Linked DNA regions of Homo sapiens: region 2 is linked to region 1. The links are chromatin loops, found by intact Hi-C in ENCODE. Cell type or tissue: heart left ventricle. All regions are shown on one strand. Links, peaks and the distances in the headings refer to the core of each region. The heading gives the core; the rest is flanking DNA. Region 1 has its middle 8.1 kb from the start of CEACAM21. Region 2 overlaps CCDC97 (coiled-coil domain containing 97).

What was found. Hi-C counts contacts between places; a loop is a spot of excess contacts. Peaks named below come from ENCODE experiments on the same cell type or tissue, not always from the same donor. Only the 100,000 strongest peaks of a DNase experiment are listed, where the experiment ranks them.
Region 2: a loop joins it to region 1, with 2.9 times the contacts of the local background. A loop is called at or near these places in 13 of 110 quality-filtered maps.

Annotation. Positions count from the first base shown.
Region 1 is chr19:41,560,379-41,575,736 of GRCh38, forward strand. It overlaps a transcript of CEACAM21 not described here and the pseudogene LOC110467527. Among named protein-coding and RNA genes, the nearest start is that of CEACAM21, 8.1 kb to the right of the region's middle. RefSeq lists an enhancer at 3,041-3,335 and a silencer at 9,454-9,748. In heart left ventricle, for the core only: CTCF peaks have their summits at 10,435 (motif pointing left) and 10,641; a DNase peak (open chromatin) is centred at 10,443; H3K27me3 peaks cover 4,678 bases.
Region 2 is chr19:41,314,064-41,329,421 of GRCh38, forward strand. It overlaps CCDC97 (coiled-coil domain containing 97), which reads left to right. Exons shown (of 5, transcript NM_052848.3): 2 at 2,321-2,776; 3 at 5,511-5,789; 4 at 6,278-6,407; 5 at 8,532-10,810. The coding sequence ends at 8,652. Among named protein-coding and RNA genes, the nearest start is that of CCDC97, 12 kb to the left of the region's middle. RefSeq lists enhancers at 5,869-6,606, 9,089-9,858, 10,629-11,398, 11,399-12,168, 12,497-12,636 and 1 more and silencers at 7,661-7,955, 8,041-8,335, 8,504-8,990, 9,751-9,800, 11,038-11,137 and 2 more. In heart left ventricle, for the core only: a CTCF peak has its summit at 7,874 (motif pointing right); DNase peaks (open chromatin) are centred at 9,068, 9,728, 11,178, 11,917 and 1 weaker place; H3K4me3 peaks cover 1,506 bases; H3K27ac peaks cover 4,905 bases.

The DNA of each region.
Region 1 (15,358 bases), core at 6,156-14,155:
TGCCTGGCTAATTTCTATTTTTCATAGAGATGGGGGTCTCACTATTTTGCCCAGACTGGTCTTGAACTCCAAACCTCCTGCCCCGGCCTCCATTAGGGCTGGTTTCTTAGCTCTTATTGTGAGGCTATTATAACTTTGACCCCCAAACCAGAAAAAAATACAGAAAGGAGAATAACAGGCTAATCTGAGCATATACAAAAAATCCTAAAAGAAAATTTAGACACAAGACAGCAGTAAATAAAACAGATATTGTTCAGTGACAAGTGGGTTTTCTCCCAAGAATACAGTTAAACAGTAGAAACTCAGTTCAATGTAATTCATAACTTTGGTGACTTAAAGAAAGTAAATCATATGAATTTTTCAAATGATGTCTCCAGAAAAAGCTTTAGCTCAAATTCAGCCTGAATTTATGCTAAAAACTCAGTAAACCAGAAATAAAAGTGAATTACCTCAATCTAAAAAAGAGCGTCTACAAAATGCTACAGAAAGCATGCTTTATACAATCAGAGAGCAAGACAAGGGTGTTCACCATCCCCACTTTATGAGAAAAAAGACCCCACAATATATAGAGGGATATTGCCTTGCAGCAAGACAAAAATATAAAATAAAAGGTCCAAGAAATAACAAAGAAGAAACAATTATAATTTACAGATGACATTATTGTCTATATGGAAAACTCAAAAGAATCTGATATATTGTTAGAATCAAAAGATTGTTGAACAAGGTTATCAGATATAAAAATCCATATATGAGACACAATGACATTTGTTGAATAACAGCAAATGCAATTTTTAAAACAAACTTTTTGAGACAGGGACCTCATTATGTTGCCCAGGCTGGTCTTGAACTTCTGGACTCAAGCAATCCATCTGCCTCAGCCTCCCAGGTATCGGGGATTACAGTACAAGCCACTGTACCCAAAAAGTGCAATTAAAAAAAATTTGTAATAGCAAGCTAGGAAGAAAGACTTTCACATGCAAGGCCTCTATGTAGAAAAACATGAAACCTGGTTGAAAGACAATAAACAATAACTAACAGACCATAAAGATATAAATAACTAAACAGGTGGGGGTGGGGGAGAGAGAGAGAGAGTCTGTGTTCATTAATAGGAAGACTTGGTATTATGAAAATACTTTCCCCAAATTATGTATAGAATTATGAACTTCCAAATAAAATCCTTGCAGTTGTCTTTTAGCTGGACAAGCCAATTCTAAAATTCATGTGGTACAACAAAGAACCCTGAAGAAGAGTAACAAGGGGGCAATTGCCTACTGCACATCAAGTTGTCTCATAAAGCTCTGCTATTTAATATTTAAGACAGCGTGCTATTGGTATGCTGGTGGCACAGAGTGAAAAATCAGGAACTATTTCTACACATGCATAGAAACTTTATAATAAAGGTAGCATTACAGATAAATTGGGGAAAGAGAAGCAGTATTCATTCATGATTCTTGAGAAATTGGTCAGTCTACACACAAAGACCCTTGGGGATGTGTTTGAATTAGATAGAAAAAGTACTAATATAAAAGCAAAATATGATACATTCTATTATATTAAAAGTAACATCTACTTAAGAAAGAACACAGGCCAGGTGCTGTGGCTCACGCCTGTAATCCCAACACTTTGGGAGGCCAAAGAGGGTGGATCACCTGAGGTCAGGAGTTCGAGACCAGCCTGACAAACATGGTGAAACCCCATCTGTACTAAAAATACAAAAATTAGCTGGGTGTGGTGACAGGCACCTGTAATCCCAGCTACTTGGGAAGCTGAGGCAGGAGAATCACTTGAACCCAGGAGACGGAGGTTGCAGTGAGCCGAGATCGGCCAGTGCACTTCAGCCTAGGTGACAGAGCAAGACTCCATCTCAAAAAAACAAAACAAAACAAAGAAAGAAAGAAAGAAAAAACACTATAAAGAAAGTTTTTTTTAAGAAAAAAAAAAGAAGAAGAAGACACAAACTGGGAAAGAGATGTGCAGCACATACAGTTGACAAAGAATCTGTGTCCAGAATATGTAAATAACACAAAGCACGAAGGAAAAGACACACGACACAATAGAAAAGCTGAAGATGTCACATCCTAAAATTGTGTCTGCATACAACAGGAAATATGTATAAAGAGGTATGTCCACCATGGCAGCATGTATACAGCAAAAATACAAAACCAAAAAACACCCCAAGTGGTCACCAAAAACATGAGAGAAATAAAATGTGGCATATTAATGCAACAGGAGAATACCTAATAATAAAAATGCAAAAACTACAGCCAGCCACGCACATCTACAGGAGTGAAATTTGAGAACATAATTTTGACCGAAAAAAAAAGCAAGTATTTGAAAATTCAGTATTTCTTTTTTCTTTTTTTTTTTGGAGACAGAGTCTGGCGCTGTCGCCCAGGCTGGAGTGCAGTGGCGCGATCTCGGCGCAGTGCAAGCTCCACCTCCCGGGTTCACGCCGTTCTCCTGCCTCAGCCTCCCAAGTAGCTGGGACTACAGGCGCCCGCCACCACGCCCGGCTAATTTTTTGTATTTTTAGTAGAGATGGGGTTTCACTGTGTTAGCCAGGATGGTCTCGATCTCCTGACCTCGTGATCCGCCTGCCTCCGCCTCCCGAAGTGCTGGGATTACAGGTGTCAGCCACTGCGCCCAGCCTCAGTATTTCATTTTCAAGAAGTTTAAAAGCACATAACGAAATATATGGTTTTTCAGGATGCAGAGTGTGGTTGAAAATAATAACAGTAAGAGTATTCTAATATTTTGCATATTGGCTACTGAGAGTGGGGTGGGGAATGGAATTGGGTTGGGATACACAGCAGAGTTGGGGATACTGGTTCTGTTCTTTCTTAAGGTGGGTGAAGATAGTCTTGTTGTTTTCACTGTTGCTCTCCAAGGGGCAGGACACTGATTGCAGCAGCCCAGCCAGGTCCTATGCGAGGCCACCGCTGTCCTGGCCACCCCGGGACAGGGGCCTTGGCTACTCTCCCACACCTGTCTGGGCTGTTCCTCGGCGCTTCTGAAATCCCATCCCAGCCAGGGAAGGAACCCTGGTGGGGTGGAGTGGAGGCGAGGCACTCTGTAACCCCATCGGGGTGTGGAGCAGCTCTAGGTCCCAAAAGGCCACTAGGCATGCGCAAGGTCGCACATGCAGAAGAGAGACCCCTGCTCAGAGGCCAGAGCCGGCATGAGGCGGTCAGAGAGGATCCCCTAGTGGTGGAGGTGGAAAATTGCAAGGACGGAAAATTCCGCGTGAAAGGCGGACTTTGAACAGATCCCATCCAGGGAGCTGCTCTGCTGCAGAGAAAACTCGGACCCAGAAGCAGCTCCTCTAGGAACGGATTAGCTTCAGGGTTGTCACCAACCTGCCTTGAGTGAAGGGCAAGGGGGTGGTCCCTTTTCCACTGGACGCCATTTCCCTGGACAAGGGGCTCTCAGCACAGGACCTAGGCAGTGGCTGGGGGCTGGCACAGTGGTGGACTCTCTATCCCAGGCCAGCCGAGGCTCCATGGAGCTGCCCTAAGGCTCAGCCTGGGCGGATTCTGACTTAGAGGCTTCAGTCATCATCCCGCAGATGGCAGCTTCACCCATTGGCCCCTCAGCCAAGCACAGGCACCAAGTATCTGAATCTGCAGGGCCTCTGGTACTGGGCAGGATCGCCATGGCAACAACACATCATCACCAGGGTAAACCTAGCCTGTCTCACCTGGTCTAAACCAGCTCAGGTTCTCTGAGTGGGTGAGCAATCGTAGAAATTCTGCCTTACAATGAAAAAAAGAACCCACAGACAGGGATGAAAAATCGAGGGCATTGTGAACGCTTGCTGGCCACAAGCCAGCTAGCCCTGTGGTAACATTTCTGACACCTCCTGCTTAAAACCCAAAAGGTCAGAAAGATCCTAAGGCCCCGCTTTCACCTTCTGAATTCCTGCCGCAAATAAAGACCAAGGAGTGAGTTATTTATTATTTATTTATTTATTTATTTATTTATTTATTTATTATTTTGCCCTCCTGCTCCTCGGGAGGCTTCTGTCCTGAGCTCGCCTTAGCTAATCCTGCGTTACCGTTCGGCAGGTGTGCGCCTCAATCTCCCCACCTTACCGCCAGGGAACTTAGCCTGACGACACTCCGCCCCATCGGGTCAGGGAAAAACGGTAGGAGTAGTGGAATTTCACATTTCGCCCTCTGCCTGCATGGCCAGTCAACTCCGCCCCTCGCGGAAACAGGGGGTGGGCGCGGGACCAACTACTGATCCCCTCCCCTGTCTCTTCACAGCGCTGCAGTCAGGCTCAGCCGATGCTTCTTTCCTGCAGGTTCCGCCGAGCCCGTCCCTTGGCGGTGGTGTCACTGGATGCTGGGAAGAGATGGTGGGAAGAGCCTCCATCCATTGGCGCGTCACTAATTAGACAAGGAGGCCTTGGGCTCCCTTGAGAGAGTCACGGTTTCTCCTCCGTTGACCCGCCCTTCATTGAACTCCTTTACTTGGATATTCAGAGCGCTGGACAGAGATCACTTGGCGCTAACACCCTCGGAGGTCCTCACGGCGCTCCGTCGGAATGACACAGTCGGATTCCCAAGCTGCGAAGGGTGAGGGAGGGACTGCAGCGCAGGAACTGAGGAGGAGAGGCCCGCGCGCCCACTGGAGCCGAGCGGTGAGGAATAACCGGACCGACCCCCGACGGTGCGTGGTGAGTCTCCCCAACCTGCACCATTCGCGCCCCGAGGCGCCCCAAGCGCGGCTGGGAGGCCAGCTGTGGCTGGGACGATTCACTAGAAGGGCCGGCCTGCGTCGAGTTTCCAGGGTGGCCGCCAGTGACCCCGGCGGGGCCCATCCCCCTTGCCCTCAGAGCCCGCCCCGCCCCGCTCCCCTGTGGCACCGCCACCGCTACTCCAGGAGGCACAGTGGGGAGGAGAAGGGGGTGGGGAGCCTAAGGAGAGGAGTGAAGGTGTCCTGGCCTGCCTTGGGGAAGGGGCGGGGGCGGGTGCCTCTGGGACACCCAGCCCGGGGGATCAGCCCTGAGAGCCAGTCCTTACCCTGAAGTTACAGATCTGGCTTCCAGATTTCTGTAACCTACCTTGTTCCAACACAGGCCTGAGGCTGTTCCTGTTAGAGACCTGTTGCGGATACGGGTAGGGCCCTGCGGGAGATTTACATCTCCAGTCTTCCCCCCCGCCCCCCGCCCCCCTTGTTTTTCACAGACAGGCTAGAGCAGCGGCGCTATCATAGCTCACTGCAGCCTCGAACTGGTGAACTGGAGGGATCTTCCCAACCATCTTTTGTCTTTTTTAAGAAGAAAAATACAAAAGCTTTTATATAGGCTTACACACAGCTACAGAGCAAATCTTTATCGTATATCCAAGATTATCAACCACTTGACTGTACAACCAGGAATCATAACACATTTGAGAACAACCAGTGGCAAAATAGGAAAATGGGCCAATGAAGAAGATAGGTGACTAATAAATAAAAATCTGATATCAAGTGTAGGCAAGTTGTAGGGAAAATGGGTGATGAACGAATAGAACAAATGCCTGGGGTAAACATCATTCGAAAGCCCAGAAAGAAGCTTTTAGACATCTTTATTGCTTTTTGGGGGGGCGGGGGGGGTGGGGTTCTGGAGGATTGATGGCTGAACTCTCATGAAAAGGGTGCAGTCAGAGAACAAGAAAGAGTTCCCAGGAATTAAAATTGTAAACAGAAAAGCAAATTCAGGGTAATTGCTGAAAGACCCACCAAAGGATCTCCAAGATACAATTGAGAAAATCAACCCTAACATAAAGGCAAAAGACAAAGGTGGGTTATTTGAGCGAGAAGTGGTTTGAGGATTTGCAAATATTTGTTTAGTATTGAATATGTGCCAAGCACACATTACAGAATACGTTACTTATGGGAAGTAACTTAGCCTTGAAGTAGCTCTGTGAGGATGCATGTGTTTCCTTTACCTATAATTCTATAGGAAAGGCAATTTTTAAAAATAAATCAAGGTTGGATTTCATCAATTTTACAGAATACGCATAACTTTATAAAATTTTCAAAATTCTCTAAAAACCTATTGAGATAATTAAACAAGCGTTTTTCTCCTTTAGTCTGTTAATGTGGAGAAGTATTTTCTGATGTTGAAACATACTTGCATTCCTGATATAAGCCATACGTATGATAACATATTTTGCTTGTTTGCTATTATTAATTCTGAATTTGGTTCACTAAGATTTTGTTTGATTTTGCATGTATATTTGTAAGTGAGATTGGTCTATAATTTTCTTGTGTGGTTTTGGTATCATGCTATAACAGCTTCTGAAAATGTGTTAGAAAGTGTTTTCTTGTTAAAGTTTTAAACCTTCTGAGAATTGGTTGAGGAGGAGCTTGAAAATTTGTTAAAATTCACCATAAAAATATCAGGACCTGAAATTTTGTTATTGTTGTCAGTAAATAAAAATTATCAACTGTCTTTTTAATTGCTTTACTGATTATTGCTCTATTCATAATATCCATTTTTTCATGAGTCAGTTTTGGTAATTTACATTTATCGAGATAGTTGTCCGTTTCATCTAAGTTTTAAAATATATTGGTACAGCTATTGTGGTATTCTCTGAATAATTTTAAAATCTCTCTTGTGTCTTCCTGATTTGTCCTATTTAAATTTTTTTGATTAATCAATTTATATTTTCATATTGTTTTCTCTCTCTCTCTCTCTCATAATGTTATGGTTTAGATAGGAATGGTCCAGGGTGGAATGACACAAGTAAAGAAACAATAATGTGGTTTTGTGTACTATAAGGAAACATATAAAAGAAGGCATGGGAATACAAAGGAATCAATTAATTGCACATTAAGTATTTGTTAAGGTCCAATAATTTGAAAAATATTAAGAAAAGTGATACTGTCCTTGCTGGACATAGGACATTAAACAGACCCTGTTAAACAATGTTGAGAACAAATTAAGGCTATTTAAGGTAGTTCGATAGCAGTCAATTATAAAATGTGCATATCTTGTGATTGAGCAAATGCACTTCTAGATATTACTATATAGAAATGTAGAAGTGTGCCAAGCTAAACAACCATAGATGTTCATTGCAGCCCTGTTTGAATGGTCATAGAAAATCCGGGATGAGAGTCCAAAGACTCAGCAAACAACAATTTAGCAATTTTGCTACTGCATAAAAGGGTGCCCCCTTTTCAAGCCCACAACAGAGATGTTGCTACTAATCCTGAATTCAACCCAGTTTGTTGCACATTTTAGGATTTCATCCTGATGACTAATTTTAGGGTCACCTATATTTGGTTACCACCTCTATTTGGTTGCAAATAAAACCGAGCACAAGTTGACTGGCAGAAAAAGAGACTGTGCTAGCTCATATCATTGTAAAGTCAGCCAGAAATTTGGCTTATGGCAAAGTTTGGTCTAAGACTCAAACAATCTCGCTAGATCTCCTGACAGTAGGGAAGATGGTGGGTCCCAGTTTTTTTTGTTTTGTTAATCAATAGTGAGGATTGGGAATGTGGAGAAGAAAGGAGGAAGATGCAGTAAAAAAAAAAAAAAAAATGCTTTGGACTTTCCAGACCCTGCATCATTTTGTTTTGGGATTGGCTTCCTTCTTCCTTTTTAGTGCTTCATGATTCACCCTTCATCCTACAGACATAGGTGTTGATGATGGATCATTGAGGGATGTGCTTGACATTTTGGGAACAAGTGGCCTTTGAGGATGGGACTGTGGATGTGGCCTCTGTATCCCAGTCAGATAAAACTATACAGAAACATAATTTTCTTATATATTTTGGATATTATCTTCTTATCAGATGTATATATTTACAAATATATATGTATATATTTACAAATATATTCTCCTCCCATTTGTAGGTTGTCTCTTTGCTCTGCTGGCCTTTTTTTTCTTTGCTGTATAAAAGCTTTTTAGTTTGATGAAATCCCGTTTGTTTATATTTGGTTTTGTTGCTTATGCTGTTGAGATTTTATCCAAAAACTCTTTGCCTAGACCAATGTCATGGATTTTCCCCCTATATTTTCTTCTAGTAGTTTCATAGTTTCAGTTCTTACATTTAAGTCTTTATTTAATACATTTTGAGTTAATTTTTTGTGCATGGTGAGGGATAGGGTCTAGGTTCATTCTTCTGCATATGAATATCCAATTCCCCAGCACCACTTATTGAAGAGGCTGTCCTTTCCCCATTGTGTGCATGTGGCTCCTTGGCTGAAAATCAGTTAGCTAGAGATGCATGGGTTTATTTCTGGGATTTTTATTCTGTTTCATTGATCTATGTGCTTGTTTTTATGCCAGGACCATGCTGATTTGGTTACTATAGCTTTGCAGTATGCTTTGATTGTCAGGAAGTGTAATGCCACTAGCTTTGTTCTATTTGTTTAAGATTGCTTTGGCAACTCAGGGTGTTTTGTGCAGGTTTTAGGAATTTTTGTGGTTTCTAATTTTAGGATCTTCTACTTCTTCGAAGAATATCATTGGTGTTTTGACAGAAATTGCATTGAATCTGTAGACCACTTTGGGTGGTAAGGACATTTTAGCAATATCAGTTCTTCCAATTCATGAACATGGAATATCTTCTATTTGTGCGTGTGTCTTTTTCAATTTATTTCATCAATGTTTTACAGTTTTCATTATAAAGGTCTTTTACTTCCTTGGTTAAATTTACTTCTTTTGTTTCAGCTATCATAAAAGATAGCTTAAAAATTTTAGCAGTAGATAGCTAAGAATAAATTGTATTCTTTTTCAGATAATTCATTATTGGCTATTACTGGTATTACTGGTGGACTATTGCATAGCATGGTTGATTAGAGTTAACAATAATGTATTCCATATTTCTTTTTTTTTTTTTACTTTTATTTTTTGAGACAGGGTCTCGCTCTGTTACCTACACTGAAGTATACAGTGGCACAATCTCAACTCACTGCCAACTCAGCCTCCCCAGCTCAAGCAATCCTCCCACCTCAGCCTCCTGAGTGACTGGGACTACAGGTGTATGCCACCATGCACAGCTAATTTTTGTCTTTTTGTAGAGACAACAACTCGCTATATTGTCCAGCCAGCATAGTCTTGAACCCCTGGGCTCAAGCAGTCCACCCATAATGGATGAGAAAGTGTTGGGATTACAGCTGAGATGGGATTGCGGGGGGCGGGTTGGGGAAGGTGAGGTTCAGAGAGGGCAGGGCCTGCAGGGAGAGGGGCTGCAGGGAGCTAGATACTGCCCCCCAAGGAGGAGGGAGCACTGTTCCCATCAGAGTGCACATCTCCTTGCAGCAGCTGCACAAATAGAGAGCCCTGGCCAGGCTGATGGAGCCTCCCATGCCTGCTTTGCCCCAGGGTGTGGATTCTGAAATCTGTGCCCCTAACGGGTGGGACTGAGGTCCACAGTGACATCCCAGGGGAATCTATGATTCCAAACTCCAGCCACCCCGCCTACAAAATAGGAAAACGCTATGCTTTTCCTATTAAATCCCAAATTCCATCAGTGCAAGCTCTCACCCTCTAAATCAGAAAGTTCAGTCATTCCTGGCGTCCTCCCACACCCCCAGCCTGACTTGCAGACACACAGGGTGGCTGACACCTGTCCCTGCTCCTCCCCCTGGCCCAGCTGCTGTGCATCCTGGAGGTGATGAATGATCAGGACAAGGGAGCCTAGAGCGGGCCCCACAGCTGTCAGGAAGCCAGGACTCAGCCTCCAGGCGGCAGTCACCCTGGTGCCACAGCGACAGCGCTGATGGCCATTCTGAAGACTGGGGGTGTCAGGAGAGCTGGGCGTCCCACAGAACTGCACAGAATAATGGGGAACGAGGGTGACACAGGACTCAGGATTTCAGATGGGTAGGTAGGCTCAGCTGGGAGCTCAGGGACAGACCTGAGGAGCCTCAGTGGGAAGTGCTGAAGTGGAAAGTTCTGGAATGTTTCAGGAAAAAGGCTGGAGGCTTAGAGGAAAGGCTGTCGCTCCTAATATGGCTGGCAACCCTGGATGGGCTGTGTTCCTCCCACCTGCCCATCCTCTCACTGCTGCCACCTCTAGGGACACAACCTCTCTTCATGTCCACCTTCCCAAACTCACCTGCACTCCTCCATTATCTGACTTTATGTGAAAGCAGTGCTAAGATCCCTCTCCTGCAATGCAAGAAGGAGATGAGAGGCCCGGGTCCCCACAGACAACTCAGCAGTGGGGTCCTGCTGAAGTGGGACCGGGCAGAATCATGCACTCCCAACATCCTGGATCCTGACTGGGGGTAACAGTGAAGTTCAAAGACCATGCCATCAAAATCTCCAGAGTGAGGCTCCTCCCTGGGGTCCCTGAGGTCTGTCCAGGAGCTGCTCCCTGAGCAAATCTAGAGCGTGGAGGGCTGGGGTTGTGGCAGTAAAAGCAGCCACATTTGTCTCAGGGTGGAAAGGGAGACGGTGAGCTCCAGTAAGGGCAAGGGCGCCATCTAGTGGGCGCCTCCTGCTAAGGAGCAAGGAGACCAGGAGAGCGGAGATCAGGGCTGGCCTTGGACTAAGGGGTGAGTTCAGGTGGAGGGGACTGAGGTGTAAGGAGGCGGGTGAAGTGGGGAAGTGGTGGGGAGACATGGGAGGAGCAGGTGAGGGGAAGCTTCAGGGAAGCTGCGGGAGGGCACAGCAGGGCTCTCCACTCCTCAGCATTGACATTTGGGTGGTCAAACTGGTGGGGCTCTGTGAACTGCAGGGTGTTCAGCACCATCCACCCACTCAATGCCAGCAGGACTCCCTCCCCCAGCTCTGACAACCAACAATGTTTCCAGACTTTGCCAAATGTCCCCTAGAGGGCAAAATTTCCCCTGGCAGAGTCACTGATCCACACTAATCTCTAATAACAATTCACCAGTAAAATCCTTCACTTGGGAGAAGAATCGCATGTGTGGGAAGAGTAGAAACTTATATCTTCAATATCTGTCAAAATGGCTTTCATTTATTCCATAATTTGATGTACCAGGAGAAGGCATGTTTAGAGATGATGCCATTTGGCTGCCTGTACCTCACAGCAGGAATGACATGGGCTTTCCAAGGATCTATACAACAAAAACCAGAATGACACACACTGAGTTACACTACAAAGTGGGACATGGGGGATCCTGTAGACATTGAAAGAAGAAAATGCATGACCCCAAGGCACCAGATAGTCCACTCTGATGCTCTCACCATCCTAGAAAACATCTCAGCCATGAATGCAGTCACATATGTCATTAGGAAGGAATGTCTTATTAAGGGGAAAATTGTAGCAAAGGAATTTCTGTTTATGTTCAAATTTGTAGACTTTTGTATTATTCTTTAAATAAGAATCTACTCTCCCCCAAAATGAATGCAATCAGTGTCTGGACAGTGTTGGGGTCTTACTCCTGGCCCCTGGGAGCTGGGAGCTGACAGTGCCCTGCTGCCCCAGCCCTGGGCCTTCTCTGAACCTCAAGAACACTGGATGGCCCCCATTTAGGGAGTAGAGAGGAGAGGTCTTTTAAACATCCTCACCAGTCACCTCTCCACCTTTCAGACCCTGGGCAGAATCTGTTGCCCACTCTTGGATTTGATCTTTAAGTTACTGACTTTAAAGCATTTTGACACTTTTTTTTTTTTTTGGTAGTCAGAAGCTTTCCACCTCCTTGGGAAAAGTGATTCTCTACTCTATGTACAGGAATAACCAGTAGAAATAGAGAAAAAATGCATTAATATTCAGAAAGAAGATGATCTCTATGTGAACAAATGAAAGCTTAAAATCATCAGAGTCAACATAAAATCAACATTGCCAGTGCTAAAACTACAAAAGTGACATTAACGGTGAACTAGAAGAATAAAACAAGCATTACAGTTGCTGGTAAACCTAAATCACTTATTTTTTTAAAAGACCATTCTGGTATATTGCAATGATGACAGGAGTGCCCTTCAGTCAATATGATGCCTGTAATTTTTGTGACCTGGCAAGATATACTGTCCCTTCTCCTTTTAAATCTCAAATGCAAAATGAGAGGCAACTCCTGGGTCACCCCCTCCCAGAGCAAACTGCCTGCAAGCAGCCCCTGGAAGAGCAGAGGCCCTAGTTTCCCTGATCCTCAAGGCAGGAGCGATGGGAAGCTCCCTGTAAGCCGGGGGAGAGCTTTGTTCCCAGAATGTTCCTCCTCTTCCCAGAGGCACCAACCCCGATGCCCTGACACTTACCTTCTGCTCTCTCGCCCAATGTTCACTCAAATATTGAGTGCTTGGTGAGTCTGCAGAGCTCAGGAACTTCTGGGAGCCAAATCACCACCAGCTCCTCCAGAAAAGATACCTGTGCACACCCAAAACCACCCCACTGAGCCCTGCCTGGGGTCTGTACCACATCCAGCATGTGCACTGTGAGCATAGAATCCGGCCCTGAATTCATGACCACCCACCAACATGCCCCCAACTGAAACCAGCAAATTCCCACACATGGCAAGCACTGAGGCTTGGAGGTGCTTTCTCACGAGGTGGTTCTGCTTCCACCATGGGGTGGTTGTCACTGACACTGGAAGTTGCTCAGCACCTGATAGTGGTGCAGGACTCAGGGACCCTCAACATCAATCTGGTGAAGGCAGATGGGGCCCCTCCAGATCTTCTCCCACCTGCAGGTGCCCAGCTCAGTAAGACCCCAACCCTGGGAGGAGGATCCAGACCCCTGTGCCAGGTAGACCAAGCTTGAGGCCTCAGGCAATGAGAGAGAAGGAGATGGAGGTCTGACCAGGAGCTGCTCTTCCTTGAGAGCCCGGGTCCCTTCCTTGTGCAAAGGCTTGGCTTATGAACAGAATCCTCAATCTGTAGTGACAGTGCCTAAGAGGATGACATGGACTCCGGCCTGATGTGCAGCCGTCCCTGTCTAACCCCTCCCTGCTGCAGGACAGCACCAGCCCAGGAGAGGAATCCTCAGTTGGGGAGCCAGTAAGAACATGGAATACTCGGGGCCTCTTACCTTCCTCCAGTCCACAGCAGCAGCCACCGTTTGTGCCTAGGACACCCACCTGCTGGCCCTTCTGACCCTTACAGTCAGGCCTTCCAGATGCCACTCCTGACTCAAGGCCCAGCTACTTTCACCCTGCTGAGCCCTGCTCCTCCCAACCAGGGTCACTGCCTTGCTAAGCACCTCCTCCAGCTCCAGCTGACTGGTCACCCAACACCCAAACCCCAGAGGACAAACAAGAAAATAAACAGATATGAAGTCTGAAGGAGATGCAGGCTATGAAGACAAATAAAAGAGTAAGCATGAATATAACTCCACCAACAAAATTGTTTCCCAAAACAAAATCTTCTGTGCCCATGATCATGGAACTAATTGTCCCTCACTATGTAGGCAAGCACTTCCAGGGTCTCTCAATTATTTCATGGGTGTCAATATACACTGTAACATAGCAACTCAGAAAAGAAAGTGGGAATAATTTATCTACTTAGATTAAGGTCCTAAAAAGGTCTCCAGACTGCCAAAAAAGGAGAGCTGAACCACTCCTGCTTTGAGAACCATTGAACTACATCTTTTTTAAAAGTCACCCCAGAATGGCCAAAACAATCTGGAAAAAAAAATTGGAGGACTCACTTCCTAATTTGAAAACTTACTAAAACACTACAATCATTAAAACAGTGTGCTTCTGGCACAAGAATGCACATAGAGATCAATGGAATAGAATCAAGAGTCCAGAAATAAACCCTCACCATTACAGCCCATTGGTTTTTGACATGGGTGCCAAGATTCCTCAATGGGGAAAGAATGGTAGCCTCTTCATATTGTGCTGGAACAACTGGATAACCACATGCGAGATAGTGTAGTTAGACCCCTACCTCACAGCCCATACAAAAGTTAACTCAAAATGTTTCAAAAACCTAAATGGAATAGCAAAACTTATCAAACCATTAGAAGAACATATAGGAGTAAAACTTAATGATCTTGGATTGGGCAATGGTTTCTTCAATATGACATCAAGAGCATAAGTAACAAAATTAAAAATAGATAAGTGAACTTCATCAAAGTTAAAAATGTTTGTGCTTCAAAGAACACCATGAAGAAAGTGAGAAGACACAGAATATGAGAAAAATTTTGCAAATCATGTACCCCATAAGGGACTTGTATCTAAAATATATAAAGAACTATTACAACTGAATAATAAAAAGATAACCCATTTTTTTTAAACAGCAAATGATTTGAATAAATAGTTCTCTAAAAAATATTAAAATTGTCAGCAAATACATGAAAAAATGCTCAACTTCATCAGCCACCAGGGAAATGAAAATCAAAACTGCAATGAGCTATCACTTCACACCTACTAGAATGGCTATAAGTTTTAAAAAATATTAAATAGTAAGTGTTTACAAGAATGTAGAGAAAATGGAACCCTCGTATATTGCTGATGGGAATATAAAATAGCACAGCAAACTGGAAAACAGTTTGGCTGTTTCTCAAAAACTTAAACATAGAACTACCACATGACCCCATATTTATACTCCTATATGTACCCCCAAAGAAATGAACACAGAAACCCAAACAGATACTTCCAAGTGTAAGTTCATTGCAGCGGTTTTCACAATAGCAAAAATGTGGAAACCACCCACATGTCCATTAAGAGATGAATGAATTAAAATTGAGGTATAAACATATATTGGGATATTACTCAGCCATAAATAGGAAAGAAGCTGTAATATATGCTACGACGTGGATGAATCTTAAAAGTGTTACCCTAAGAGAAATAATCCAGAAAAAAATAATACACGTATATAATTCCTTATTATATGAGACATGTAAACTAGGCAAATTCACAGAGATTGATAGTATCAGAGGCTACCAGTGGGTGGGGCAGGGGGAAGTGGGGAGTTATTGATTAAAAGTATGAAGTTTCCATTTGGTATAATGAAGATTTTCTGGTAAAAAATTATGGTGATGGTTGTACAACATTGTGAATAGAATTAGTATCATTTAATTCTACACTTAAAATTGCTAATTCAGTACATTTATCTTATGTATTATACCATATCTAAAGAGATCTTTGGGAAACAAACACTCGCCCTGATCAGATAGTCCTCATACTCATGTACACACCCTTCCTGACCTTCTGTAAAAAGGGATACAAAGATTTAGGGACATGAGACAGTTCAGGCAACTGCAGATCCACAAAATATATGTATTTGCAAAGAGAATGAGAGTTAAGCTGGGGGCACAGACCCCAGACACGGAGAGGGTCCCCCTGAAACCTTCACCAAGGACAGCAGAACCCAGAGCCTCCCACCTCCTTCCATCAAAGTCCTCTCTTCCCAGGACACACAGGACACCTCCCTCCACACCTAGGAGCTGGGGATCCTCCCGAGACCTCCAGGCCTGGGTCTCTGTCCCTGGGTCAGAGGCCAGGCTGGTG
Region 2 (15,358 bases), core at 4,410-12,409, 250 kb before region 1:
CTCCCTGAGGGCAGGAGCTGGACTGGATTCATCCTATGGATCCTCAGCATTGCCTGACTTAGGGCCTCTCAGAGATTTAGTGTTTTTTTTTCTTTTTTTTTTTTTAGAGTTTTGCTCTTGTTGCCCAGACTGGAGTGCAATGGCACGATCTTGGCTCACCGCAACCTCTGCCTCCCAGGTTCAAGCTATTCTCCTGCCTCAGCCTCCCGAGTAGCTGGGATTACAGGCATGTGCCACAATGGCTGATTTTGTATTTTTAGTAGAGACGGGGTTTCTCCCAGTTGGTCAGGCTGGTCTTGAAATCCCGACCTCAGGTGATCCACCTGCCACAGCCTCCCAAAGTGCTGGGATTACAGGCGCAAGCCACCGCGCCCGGCCTAAGATTTAGAGTTATTAAAGAGTGGTTGGGTGAACGCATGAATGCATGAGAGAGTGAATGAATGAGTAAACAAATTAGCAAATGTATTAACGATTTAAAGAATTGAGTGGATCAATAAGTCAGGCCTCAGGGCCTTTGCAGTAGTTGTTGCCTCTGCCTGGAATTCTCTTTTCCAAGAGACCTCATGGCTTAATCCCTCACCACCTGAGGTCTCTAATCAAATGTCACTTTTTTGGCAAAGCCTTCTCTGAGCCTTCCATTTAAAATTGCAGCCTTGGCCAGGCATGGTGGTTTACACTGTAATCTCAGCACTTTGGAAGCCTGAGGCAGGAGGATCACTTGAGGCCAGGAGTTCAAGACCAGCCTGGGCAACACAGCAAGACCCTGTCTCTACCAAAAAAAATTAAAATTAGGCCGGGTCCAGTGGTGCACGCCTGTAATTCCAGCACTTTGGAAGATCGAGGTGGGAGGATTGCCTGAGCTCAAGAGATTGAGACCACCCTGGGCAACCTAGTGAGACCTTGTCTTTACTGAAACTTTTTTTTTTTTTTTTTAATTTAAAGATTGGCAGGGTGCAGGCCAGGCGCAGTGGCTCACGCCTGTAATCCCAGCACTTTGGGAGGCCGAGGCGGGTGGATCACGAGGTCAGGAGTTCGAGACCAGCACAGCCAAGATGGTGAAACCCTGTCTGTACTAAAAATACAAAAATTAGCCGGGCATGGTGGCAGGTACCTGTAATCCCAGCTGCTCGGGAGGCTGAGGCAGAGAATTGCTTGAACCTGAGGCGGAGGTTGCAGTGAATCAAGATTGCTCCACTGCACTCCAGCCTGGGCGAAAGAGCGAGACTCCGTCTCAAAAAAAAAAAAAAAAAAAAAAAGATTGGCAGGGTGCAGTGGCACACACCTGTAATCCCAGCACTTTGGGAGGCCGAAGGGGAGTGGATCACCTGAGGTCAGGAGTTGGAGACCAGCCTAGCCAACATAGCGAAACCCTGTCTCTACTAAAAATACAAAAATTAACCAGGCATTTGGCTTGTACCTGTAATCCCAGCTAGTTGGGAGGCTGAGGCACCAACCACAATAACTTGAACCCAGGAGGCGGCAGTTGCAGTGGGCAGATCTCACGCCATTGCACTCCAGCCTGGGCAACAAGAGCAAAACTCCATCTCAAAAAAAAAAAAGAAAAAAAAATTTAAAGATTAACTGAGTATGGTTGTGCATGCCTGTAGTCCTGGCTGCTCAGGAGGCTGAGGTGGGAGGATTGCTTGAGCCCAGGAGTTCAGGGTTACAGTGAACCATGGTTGTGCCATTGCACTCCAGCCTGGCAATGGAGCAAGGCCTTATCTCTTAAAAAATAAAAATAAAAATAGGCCAGTCACAGTGGCTTACACCTTTAATGCCCAGCACTTTGGGAGGCCAAGGCAGGAGGATTGCTGGAGCCCTGGAGTTCGAGACCAGCCTGAGTAACATGTCAATACCCTGTCTCTACAAAAAATTTAAAAATTACACAGGCATGGTGGTATATGCCTGTGGTCCTAGCTACACGGGAGGCTGAGATGGGAGGATCGCTCAAGCCCAGGCGGTCAAGGCTGCAGTGAGCTGTGATTGCGCCCTGCACTCCAGCCTGGGTGACCGAGCAAGACCCTGTCTCGAAAATAAAATAAAATTGCAGCCTCCTCCACCTCTTCCCTCCTCCTTCCCTGTTTATTTTTCCGCATAACTCCAGGAAACACCTAACACATTATGTTTTCGGTAATTATGTTGCTAATTGTTTGTGTCCCCTACTGAAATGTCAACTTTTGCTCACTGTGGTTTCTCTAGTGCCCAGAACAGTGCCCAGAATATAGTCAGTGCCCAGTAAATGTGAGCTGAGTGAGTGACTAAGCCCCCAGTCCCTTCCCACACTCCCATCTCTGAACTAACCAATCTCTCCTTTCCTCAGGCTGCATAGAGCCTGGACCTGGGCACTGGGGTGAGCTGAGCCGGACACCAGTCCCATCTAAACCCCAGGACAAAGTGGAAGCAGCTGAGGCAACACCAGTGGCCCTGGACAGTGACACCTCCGGGGCTGAAAATGCAGCAGTGAGTGCTATGCTGCACGCTGTAGCCGCCAGCCGCCTGCCTGTTTGCAGCCAGCAGCAGGGTGAACCCGACTTGACAGAGCATGAGAAAGTGGCCATCCTGGCCCAGCTGTACCACGAGAAGCCACTGGTGTTCCTGGAGCGCTTCCGCACAGGCCTCCGTGAGGAGCATCTGGCCTGCTTTGGCCACGTGCGTGGCGACCACCGTGCAGACTTCTACTGTGCTGAGGTGGCCCGGCAGGGCACTGCCCGGCCCCGCACCCTGCGTACCCGCCTGCGTAACCGGCGCTATGCTGCCCTGCGAGAGCTGATCCAAGGTGTGGGGGCCAGATGGGCGACAGTGGGCACATATGGGGAGGGAGGGGAGACTGAGGCAGAGGGAATTAGAGAAAAGAATACAAGAGCAGAGACAGAGATCCTGGGAGAGAAGTTCTGAGACAGAGACAGGGACACAGGAAGAGACTGAGACAGAAATGTAAAGTAAGGGGGAGAGATAGACAGGGGTCCAGGGAAGAGAATGGGACAGACAATGAGAATAGATCAGAATTTAGTAGATGTTAGAAGTGGCATTTCAGATTGGTAGGCTGAGGACACAGTACACAGTGCTGTGATAATTGGTCATACCTAAGGAACAAAACATGAGATCCCTACCTCATACCATATACAGAGGCATCAGGGGAAACCAAAAGGAGTATGTACATGACCTTGGGGACACAGAAGCCTTCTGAACAAGACACACGGTGAAAACCATGAAGGAAAAAAAAGATAGCTTTTTGACCATGACATAATTAAAAGCATCCTTGTGACCACAACACCAGAACCAAAGTTAAAAGATGAGAGTGAATGAAGCAGAGTGAGTTAAGTTGCCGTTAGGGAGAAGGCACAAGTTATAGAGAGGTTCACAGAGAAAGAGAGAGAGGCTGGGCATGATGGCTTATGCCTGTAATCCCAGCACTTTGGGAGGTCAAGGTGGGTAGATTACTTGAGCTCATGAGTTCAAGACCAGCCTGGGCAACATGGCGAAATGCTGTCTCTACAAAAAATACAAAAATTAGCTGGGTGTGGTGGCGCCCTAGCTACTCAGAAGGCTGAGGTGGGAGAATTGCTTGAGCCTGGGAGGTGGAAGTTGTGTGAGCTGAGATCCCACCACTAAGCTCTAGCCTGGGCGATAAAGCCAGATCTTGTCTCAAAAAAAAAAAAAAAAAACACAGATGTGGAAATGAGGATGAAAACAGAAGGAAGATGGGCCGGGCACAGTCACTCAAGCCGGTGATCCCAGCACTTTGGGAGGGCGAGGTGGGGGTGGACCTGAGGTCAGGAGTTCCAGAGCAGCCTGGCCAACATGGTGAAACCCCATCTCTACTAAAAATACAAAAAAATTAGCCACATGTGGTGGCAGGCAACTGTAATCTCAGTTACTTGGGAGGCTGAGGGAGGAGAATTACATGAATCTGGGAGGTGGAGGTTGCCAAAAAAAAAAAAAAAAGAAGAAAGATGAATGAGGTGGGGGTAGGTGACAGAAACTGAAAAAAGCAGGAAAGATAGAAAGATGGAGATAAAGGAAGAGATGGAGAGAGATCCAGAGCCGGGGTGGGTGATAATCCAAGTTGGGGAGAAGGAGGGATAGAAACTGAATCTGCTAGAGGCTGGGCACAGTGGCTCAGACCTGTAATCCCAGCACTTTGGGAGGCCGAGGCAGGCAAATCACTTGAGATAAGGAGTTCAAGACCAGCCTGGCCAACATGGTGAAACCCCGGCTCTACTAAAAATACAAAAAAAATTAGCCAGGCACTGTGGCAGGTGCCTATAATCCCAGCTACTCAGGAGGCTGAGGCAGGAGAATCACTTGAACCCGGGAGGCGGAGGTTGCAGTTAGAGTTAATCGAGATCACACCACTACACTCCAGCCTGGGCAACAGAGCGAGACTCCATCTCAAAAAACTGAGTCTGCTAGAGGATGCCACAAACAGCTGGGGGTAAGATTGCTGGCAGGAGTGGGGAAGCTGAGCAGGACAGGGACAGTCACAGCCTATGGTGCTGCAGAGGCCAGGAGTCCGAGCAGTTTCTTTGCCCTGGACTCTGAAGACACGGCTAGGACCAGTGGAGGGGAGGGACCAGGGCAGGTTTAACTGTTATTTGAGGGACAGAGTCACTCGTGCAGAAACAGGCAGCCAGGGGTGATGCAGGGAACTCAAGTTTTGGGGTAGTGGGGAAGCCAGGCCCACCTGAGGGGTTGCTGCATAGAGGAGCACTCGAGAGAGGATGGATCTAGGGCCTTCCACCACCAGGAGGCTTTCCCAGGGATACACGGGCAGATGCCCCACCTGACCTGATCCCTTGCACACACATGCCAAATCCACGTGGATGTACACACATACACGCCCCACAGTGAAGGCGTGTCCACTGCCAGCCAGACTAGGGCCCCACAAACAGGCACACAACCTAGAGACACACAACTTCTGCTGCATTGTCCTGCATGCTGACACCCAGACAGACAGGTGTCTGTGGGCATATGCTGGGCCTCACAGGACATGTGTGTGTACATAGGCCATGTACACGTCCATGGGCAGGAGCTTGTGCATCGTGCCTGGACACAGTTGTACACGAGCTCCAGACCGTCAGAGCCTCAGAGGCCAGGATGTAGCCAGGTCTGCCCATGCACACACATGCTTGGATGCATGAATACATGAATACACAGGAAGATAGAGGCCGGGCCACATACACACACTCAGGTGCCTGCACGAGTAATCACATGCACATGACCTCAGGTGCCTGCATGAGTGCTTGCGCACACAGCTTCAGGCACCTGCATGAGTATTCACGTGCATGCCTCAGGCGCCTGCATTATTCACACGCACGCCTCAGGCGCCTGCATGAGTACTCACGCGCACCTCAGGTGCCTGCATGTTTTCCTGTGTTTTTGAATGTGTGCATACACACACTTGGACTGTGTATGCACATCATCCCACAAGCATGATCACACACATACCCACATGGACACTATCTGCTCAGTCGCTCACCCCATGCCCACCCTGTCTCTCCTCTGTGCAGGGGGCGAGTACTTCAGTGATGAGCAGATGCGGTTCCGGGCCCCCCTGCTATATGAGCAGTACATCGGGCAGTATCTCACCCAGGAGGAGCTCAGTGCCCGCACCCCAACCCACCAGCCCCCCAAGCCCGGGTCCCCCGGGAGACCTGCTTGCCCGCTCTCCAACTTGCTGCTCCAGTCCTACGAGGAGCGGGAGCTACAGCAGCGTCTGCTCCAACAGCAGGAGGAGGAGGAGGCCTGCTTGGAGGAAGAGGAAGAGGAGGAGGACAGTGACGAGGAAGGTGAGGGCCAGTAGCAGGAAGACCCCAGATTCCAGACACCCCAGCCCTAGGCCTGTCTGTCTCCACTTCATGGCAGCAGGCTGGGCCCCCAACCTGCAAAAGCCGACATTGCGTCCCTCCCCTGCCCAGCCTGACTCTCTGTGTATGCCCTTCCAACCGCTGCAGCATCCCCATCCCCCACTCTGAGGCACCAAATGAACCCTCGCCTCCAGGTCTGGACAGGCTGTTCCCTCCGCCAGGAATGCCTCTCCTCCCACCCTTCAGGTCTCAGATCCTGACCCGAGGATACAGTCTCCAGAGCACTATATGGTCATGTGTTTTATGCGTGTCCCTGGAGGGCAGGGACCAGGGCCATCTCTGTCACTAGTGTGTTCCCAGAGCCACCCAGCGCAAGGCTGGGCACAGGAGCAGCAGCTCTCTGTGGACTCTGTGCTCAGTGCCTGCCCGAGTGCACCCGCATTCACACCCCCTCTCCTCTCCCTCTGCAGACCAGAGGTCAGGCAAGGACTCGGAGGCCTGGGTTCCCGACTCGGAGGAGAGGCTGATCCTGCGAGAGGAGTTCACCAGCCGCATGCACCAGCGCTTCCTAGATGGCAAGGACGGGGACTTTGACTACAGGTGCTCCTGTGCCTCCACCTCCCCATCCCCCAGCCCAGCATCCCACGGCCTTTGGTCACATGCAGAGCCCTTAACAAGCTGTGGGGGTCTCCCTTTGTGGAGCTACAAGGCCCCAAAACAGTTCCAGGATGTGGGGTTGAACAGCCAAAGGAAGAGGCTGGGTGACCTCGGACTAGCCTTGTCCATCTCAGACCCTCAGTCTCCTCACCTCTAAGGCAGGGGATGGACAGGGATGACATATAGCTCAGTATCAATGAAACCCTGAAACACTTCCCTCCTGGCAATGGCAGAGGCTACTACCCCAAGCCCCCCAAGTCTCCCTAGGAAGCCCAACCTCTTCCGCTTCACCTTGGACCTCCTCATGCTGCAGGAAGTAACCCCTGGCAAAGTTCATGCCCGGCATGGAGGGGCCTGCACTGGCTGCCCCCACAGTTACAGTTGTTCATTTCTCCAGTAGCACCCCAGGGCTGAGACACGTGGGCCACCTGCTTTGGAAAAGGACCCAGGAGAGTGATGTGTCAGTCAAAGATTGGTTTTGTCATTTAAGGTAGCTTTGCCTTGTGGTCCCAAACACTGGGCCCAGCAGCAGAGGACCCTCCTTGGTTTCACATCCAGCCCCGATGACATGTGAAATGTGTGACCACACATAAGCGGACCCTACGTCCGTCCTGAGGTGGGCTCATCAGGAAAGTGGGAATTGTGATTGCCCCTGCCGTGGGGCCCAGCCATGGTCACCAGAGCCTCCTCCCATTCTGGGATCCCTGGCTCTTGAATGGAATCTGGCTGCTCCACTTCCAGCCAGGCAGGCCTGCTCAGAGCCCCAGTTCCTGCACGCAAAGTGGTGAGCAGAGGGCCTGGACCATGGGGACCCTCATTCAGCAGGCATCACTGCTGTTCCCAAGCCAGGGCCCAGGAGGAAATTGGGGGTGGCAGGGACCACAGTGTGTTGCCTCGGGAGGGCAGCAGTGGCCCCGACGTGTCCCCCATCCGTGCATTCAGTTGGCATGTGCTGAGCATCTGTGATGTCCACAGGCTCTGGGGATAAGGCGGGGACCAAAACCAACGAAAGGCTTCCCTGCCTGAAAAGGGGTCCCACTCTAGTGAGGAAGATCTAGAATTTTCTAGCACTTCATGGTGATGGGGCCATGAGGAAAAGTGAAGCAGTGGGAGGGGAGTGACAGGGTGGCTAGGGAAGGCCTCTCTGAGGGGCTGACAGCAAAGGCCTGCAGGAAGTGGGAGGAGCATTCCTGGCAGAGGCCATAGTAGGTGCCAGAGCCCCCAGCAGCACCAAGGGGCAGAAGGGGCTGGAGCAGTCGCAAGGGGTCGCAAGGGGGTAGGAGATCTCTGAGTGGCCAAATCAAGCTAGGCTTGGCAACCCAAGTGCGTGCTGCTGGGTTTACTTGCTGCCTTAGGGCATGGGCAGCTGTCCTGCCTGTGGTCAGCTCTGGCTAATCCCGGCCTCTATCCACTGGAGGGCAGTAGCAAGCCCCCAGTGATGACGTCAAAATGTCAAAATGCCGTGGGGGCAAAATTACCCCCAAGTGGTTCTTTGTTGAGAGCCACTGCCTGCTTGAGAATGTAAGCCCATGTGTCGCCACATTTTACAGCTTTTTAAGAAAAACTAGAGCTTTGGGGTTTTTTTTAGACAGGGTCTCCTTTGTCACCCAGGCTGGAATGTGGTGGTTTGATCATAGCTCACCGCAGCCTTGACCTCCTGGCCTGAAGTGAGCCTCCCGCCTCAGCCAACTGAGTAAGCTGGGACTACAGGTGCTCACCACCACGCCTGGCTACTTTTTCAATTTTTTTGTAGAGACAGGGTCTCCCTTTGTTGCCCAGGGCTCCAACTGCTGGGCTCAAGCCATCTTCCTGCCTTGGCCTCCCATAGTGCTGGGATTGCAGGCATGAGCCACCATGCCCAGCCCAGAGTTTTTGTGCAAACTCTGATTTGGAAAATGTTCCCTTGAGTTTTAAACCCTGAGAGTTTTAAACACTATCTCCCTTGGGAGGGTCAGCTCTGACGGCTGCCAGCACATGGCCTTTGACATCAGGGTGCCCCAGGCCTTTGACCTGGGCATCCGAGGGTCCCAGGGAGACCCAGTCCTTGACAGCCTCCTCCTCCTGCAGCACAGTAGACGACAACCCCGACTTCGACAACCTCGACATCGTGGCACGGGATGAGGAGGAGAGGTACTTTGATGAGGAAGAACCTGAGGATGCGCCCAGCCCAGAGCTGGATGGGGACTGATGGCCGCCACCCTTCCCACCGCCTGCCCCATCCCCATCCCCAACAAGGCAGCTGATTCCAGGCCTGCTCAGTGACCCTTTCTCTAGGGGGACATCAGGGCAGTGCCCCACAACCCACACACACCACCATCTCACTGGGTCTAGTCTCATCTCAGACAACCCCCACCCCCACTGTTTCTGGGGTTCCCTTTCTCATCTCTCCCACCCTGTCTCCTGCCTCTGTCTTTCTTGGTGTCTGTCTGGGCTTCTTTCTGTCTCTTTCTGTCTTTCTGTCTCTCTCCCTACCCCCGCTCCCTCTTTCCAGTGCTCTGGCTGGCTGTCTCTCCCTTTCTCCCCCTCTCTCTCTGCCTTAGGCTCTGTCTCCACCGCAGGGCCCAAGGTGAAAGTCCTCCCCTTGCCGGAGGCCAGCTGGCAGGGCCTTTCGTGGCTGGAAGTGGCCAGTTTGGTTCCGGTGCTGACCCCTAGGCCCCAGCGCAGCTGCCTCCCGTGCTGTCTGTCTCCCCCTCTCTGTTTATGTCTGCGCTGTGTCTCACACTCAGAGCCTCCTTGCTTCTGTTAGGTTCCCATCTCTCCTTCTGCCTCACTCTGGGCCTCTTCTTTCTACTTGTACATTTCCACCTCTCTAGGCCTCTGCTCTCACTGTCCCTCTCTGTCTGTCTCTCAGCCTTTATCTCTGGGTTTTGATCCCCCACTCCAGGCTCTGGGCCCCTTCTTCCCCCTTCCCTCAAACCTGGCTGCTATAGGCAGCAGAACCCTGACCACTGAGTAATACAGCCCCAGGGGAGGGAGGAGACCCCAGGCAGGGAGGATGGGGGCAGCTCTCTTCTCTCCCCAGGACCCAGGCTGTGGATCACGGGGCCTGCCAGCTTGAGTGTAGAGGGAGGGGGGACTCTACCCTTCTCAGCCCCACCAGCCCCCCTCTGCCCAACCACAATTTTCCCTTCCTCCGCCTTCCTCTCCCTCTCCTGTTTACACTCCCCAAATGCGCACAGGCTGTTATCATGGGTCCTGAGTCATCCCACACACAGCCTGCCCCAGCGTCCCTGCCCCCAGCTGGCCGCAGGGCCCGCCCCATGGAGCCCCCTGCCGCCCTGGGCTAATGGGAGCCAGATGGCCGCCTGGTGACTCAGCCACCGGGCCTGTGGGAACCCAGGCGTCCCGCCTTCCCATGCCCCCACACCCGGCTCCTGCTCCCCCAGCAGACACACACAGGAGGGCCTGGCCACTGTTGAGGGGGCACACAGGGCAAGGGTCACCAAGTCGGGGCCTAGGGACTCCTCATGCCTCTGAGATGGAATGGTGGTATCCTGCCGTGGCCAAGCCTGAAGGACCCTCAAAACTGCCTCCTGGAGTCCACGGTTCCTGACCTCCGAGCCTCAGCTATGCCCTCTGGGTCAACCAGAATTAGAGCCAGACAGGGAAAGTGAGAGCTGGATGGAGGCAGACAAGATGCTCAGAGCGACTATTAAAGAACGAAAGCCTCTGCTACGGAGCGCTTCTGTCCTCTGTCAGGCCCGAGCGAAGTGCCTGACACCGGGTTGGATCCTCAGATGGCCCCATGAACTAGTGAAGTGGGTCAAAGGAGGCCTGGAAAGATGTTGCTTCCTCAAGGCCACTCGGCCATCAGAGGCAGAAATGAAACAGGAACCCAGGCCTAGAATCACAAAGGTCCTAGAAACCACTTGGCTGTCTGGCCTCTCAGGTGTCAGGGCCATCCAGAGTGAGACAGCATTGGAGGGACAAGTGTGCATGCAGATGTCCTCAGACGGGAAGGTTTGAGAAGGGTCAGATGGTAGGCGGGCCTAACAAGGGCTCCGTGCTAGCCACTGTCCCGCACACAGACAGGATCAGGTCATCTTGATATGGAGATCAGTCCCCAAATCACTGAATTGTCCCAGCAGTGCTATGCCCTAGGTACTACCAATATCACTCCTCTATTTCCCAGAGGAGGAAGCAGCAGCTAGACTCCAGGACCTTGGGGTCATATCTCTCAGAAAGCCAAGAGTGCAGGATGAGAGCTGTCTGTCTCTTACCTGCCTGTATTTGTGCCCCATTTTTAAAGAGCAGAGGGCCTGGGCCACAGGAAAGGTATCAGCCCTTGGTGATAGGCACATTTTTTACCAGTCTATCATTTGGTCATTAAATTTGTTTACAATATACTTTGCTATACGTAAATTTGTTGTGTAGGTTTTTAAAAAGCGATGAGAGACACAGAAATTGAGTCAGAATTAGGGTTAGTCAGATGGTCAAGACGTGAGCATCTAGCTGACAGACAGAGGTGGAGCCAGTCCCAGGGACAGGGATTAGATGGGGAGACAGGAAGAGAGGTGGAGACAGAGTGGGGTAGGGATGACGGGAGACACACCCCCTGGTCACTGCCTCTGAGACCTGGGGGTGGTGGGCCCCAGGGCGGGTGCCTCCCATCCCCCTCCCAGTTCTCCCGGGGTCGGGGTAGGTGGAAAGGCTGAGTCAGGGAGGGCGGGCCCCGCTGGGAGACAACCCCTAGGTGGGCATCCGGCCCCCACCCCCGTGTCTCCTGTCCGTCCTGGCCCTGGCCTGGCTCGCTGGCCTGGCCGCCACCCCGCCCCCCACGTCTGACACCTCCATGCGTCCTGCCAAAGCAAGCTGCCTCCCTGCACTCTTCCCCCTCCAGCTCCAGTCACTCTGTCCCTCTGTCCCCCGTCCCTTCTCCCTGCTTCTGTGCGTTTCTTTCCAGCCCTCTGCCTTCCTCCCTCACCGCCACTGCTCTGTCTTCTCGTTCTGTCTCCACACCTCTGGCTGTCGGTGTCTCCCCGTGACTTTCCGTCTCCCCTCTCTCTCCTCCCTTGTTTTTCCCATGCCTCTCCCTCCCTCCCTCCCTCCCTCTCCTCCCCACCTTTTCCACTCCGTGTCCCCAGCCATTCTCCATCTCTGTTCTCAGCTCCTGTCACCTCGTTTCCCCATCCCTTTCTCTGCTGGAGTCTCCCTCTGGGGGGCTCTGTCCTCTCCTCACTTTGCCCTTTCCCTCTCGCTGCTGTGTGTCTTGGCCCGCCCCCCGTGCCCCCCATCTCCTCTGTCTCCCACACTCTGGGAAGCCCGGCTGGGATATCCAGGTTGGAGCCTCACTGGCGGCCACTGGAAACCCAGAATGAGGGGTCATCGCCTCTCGCCCACCCAGAAAGGGCGCAGGAGGGGGCAGCAAGGTTGCGGGGCCTGTCTGGCCAGAAGGAAATGTCTGTGCTGTGGCCTGGTCACCCCCGCCCCCAGGACCTGCTGGGCTGCTGCCGCCCCCGGCCGGGGCTGAGGCCGAGTAAACACAGCAAACACAGCCGCCGGCAGCCTGGGATATTTATACCGAGGCTGGGCGTGGGTCCAGTGCCCACCACAGCCCCTGCCCTGCCCTGCCTTGCCTGCTGCCACAGCCAGCTCCGAGCCAGCGTGGCACCAGCCGGCAAGGGGACGCGCCGCAGACACAGCCTGCGCTGGGTATGGAGGCCAACAGGCACTGGCCGCTCATGATGCAGGCGGCTCCATGGACGCACCCTGTCCCCCTCCCCTGAAAACACCAGCACACAATGTGGACCCACACTCGCAGCTGCTCACAAACACACATCCACCCCTGCTGAGAACGCGAAATCCCCTCAACGATGATGCAAAACAGACCCACACAACTCCACACACTGCAGTCACCAGCCTACATGTGGGAACACAGCATGCAGACACCACCTTAGCACCTGCTCACAGCACCCACAGGCTGGGAACACCAGTCCCTGAGATGGACACACAGCCCCGAAGTACAGCCCTCCCTCACACAGACAAACACTGAGAACCACAGGAAGCATGCTGGATGCACACCACGTAGACAAACATGCTCAGAATACCAGCGACACATGCACTGATCACAGTGCAACCCAGAAACAACTCAACTCATCTGCCTCATATGTAAGAAACACACACGGCCGGGCGCGGTGGCTCATGCCTGTGTCTCAGCACTTTGGGAGACCAAGGTGGGTGGATTACAAGGTCAGGAGTTCGAGACCAGCCTGGCCAACATGGTGAAATCCCATCTCTACTAAAAATACAAAAATTAGACGGGTGTGGTGGTGGGTGCCTGTAATCCCATCTACTCGGGAGGCTGAGGCAGGAGAATCGCTTGAGCCTGGGAGGCGGAGCTTGCAGTGAGACAAGATCGCGCCATTGCACTCCAGCCCAGGCGACAGAGCAAGACCCCGTCTTACACATATACACACACACTCACTCCCCTCTCCTGGAGAAACACCATTCCCACAGATGATTAACATATGCAGAAAACACCACATTTCAAGTCAAACTTACACTTAAAAATGCACAAATTTACACTCAGAAGAACAGTGAAGATGTTGAGAAAAATATCAGACACACAATATGCCCCAGATACATGGCCGACTTGCAGAATCAAACAGTGCCAGAGCATAAAACCCACAGAAAATACAACAGCTTGCCCAGCAGAAATACAAAATGCAGACGCACACCCCAGAAATGCAGCGCAGCCACAAACACACGGAGCTAACACGTGCTGGGGACACACATAGACAAGACCATCCATACCAAACAGCACACAGGCCCCCAGAACACCCATGCCAGACGCAGCTCACGCCACAAAGCTTGGAATCACGCACACAATAAGTTCCTGAACACACAAATCCGAATCCACACTGGAACCTCAAATACTCTGCATGTCCAGAGACTAAGGGGGAAGGGGCTTTCTCTCACCCACCAATCTCCCCACTCCCCCTTGCTGACCCGGGTCCCAGGCCCGTCTTGGGGGCGGGGGAGGGGGCAGGAAGGCCTGAGCTGGCCTCCCCCAGCAGCTTCCTGCCCCACGGGGGCTGGACAGGAAGCTGGGGCTCCAGCCGGAACCCAGGCTCCCCCCACGACTTCCCTCTGTGGCCCCGGGCCGCCTGCAGAGGCAGGGGCGGGGCAGGGGGAGGAAGCGGGGAGCCCCAAACCCCCTGCCCTGCCCCTGCGGTCGGCCACAGGCGGGGGCAGACTTGTCCCGACGGGGCTGAGCCACCCATCGGGCCTGGGTGCCAGGGTGGCAGGGCAGGGGCAGTGCGCACGCGGCCAGAGGAAGGTGCTGAGCCCACAGTTTCCCCTCCCCGCCCTGTGGGGCTGTGCCAGCTCAGCCGGCAGCCCTGGGCAGGTGGGCGGGGTGTGTCATGAGGGCGTGTTGGGCAGGCCGACCACACCGCGAATGTGCAGCCAGCACTTGTCCTCAGGCCGAGGCACGAGCTGGGGCTGGGCATGTGAGGGCCGCGTCTGCCACCCTGGGGGTGTGTCTGCTCCGTCTGGGACCCTGGGTGTGACAGTGTGTCTGGGCGTGACGTGACGGGGTCGCTGCAATCTGTGGGGCCCTGTGGGACTCCCCAGGCTGGAATTGTGCGTGTGTGGCGGAGGGTGTGGGATGTCAGACTGAGTGGGTAAGACCGACCTGCTGTCTGTGAGGTTGTGACGTGTCAGACCTCTGTGTGGGGTGTGTCTGGTGGGACTGTGACAGGTCCGACTGTGGACATGCACCCTGGACCTGTTTGTGACTGTGAACCCATGGAGGAGGAGGTGGCTGTTGAGGGATCCATTTCCTGTCCGGGCTCTGATGCCGTGATGCGTGTGCGTGCATGACACTGTTTGAATCAGTGTCTGGTGTGCGGTGGTTGCGACCATGACCCTGTGGAATATATTTGTATATGACTGTGTTGTGCCAGGTCCCTATTGAAGTCTCTGCTCGTGTTGTGTCCCAGTGAGGCTCCGAGGCTGGGTGGTGTTTACGTGATGGGCTGACACTTTCTCTATTTGTATCTGTGTATATGTGGGCTGCAGCTGCTGCCAAATGACACAGCCCATGTGTTACGGGCCCTGCAGGAATCTCTGTGTGTCCACGGCGGCTCTGAGAGGTGAATATTTGTGTAGTGTGGGGCACCGTCCGTGTTTCCCGCCGTGTGAGTGTGTCTGCATGTGTACACGCACCACATCCTCATAGGGCTGCAGCGATTACAGCCGAGTCACTGTGTCCTAGCTTGTGACTCTGCCTCTTGGGGCCAGACCTCAGCATCTCTATACCTATCCATTTGTTGGCATGTCCTTGCATAGTGAACTCCTGCCTCCCCACTCCTCCCTCAGCCCTGTGTGCTTTGGGACCTGAGGCCAGAGGAGTAACCACATTTCTACCCCTATGCTGAGCTGGGAGGGCCCCAGGTCCCTGGCACCCAGACCCAGTGCTGCCAACAGCTCTCATGCCCACAGGCAAAGGAACCGCAGCACTCATACTGTCCTTCCTCCCAGGACAATCACTGGGTGTGGGGAAGTGAAACCTAGGAGAAAGAGCAGAAACTGAGAGGCAGGAGAAAGAGGAAGCAGGAGAGAATTCACAAGCAGGACCATAGCAGATGGGAAGAAATGGAGACAGCAGAGGGAGACCCACCTGTGGCTGCTGCCATTTCTTGCCTGGACAGCTGGTCTGTCTGTGCTCACCCTCACCCTGACACTTCTGTCCACTCCCAACCATGAGCAAGACGGCGGACCCTCTGAGCGCCTAGGTCAAACCCTGCCATGGCTCCTGTCTTCCTTGAGTGCAAGTTCTTTTTTTTTTTTTTTTTGAGATGGAGTCTCACTCTGTTGCCCAGGCTGGAGTGCAGTGGTGCGACTTTAGCTCACTGCAACCTCTGCCTCCCCTGTTCATGCGATTCTCCTGC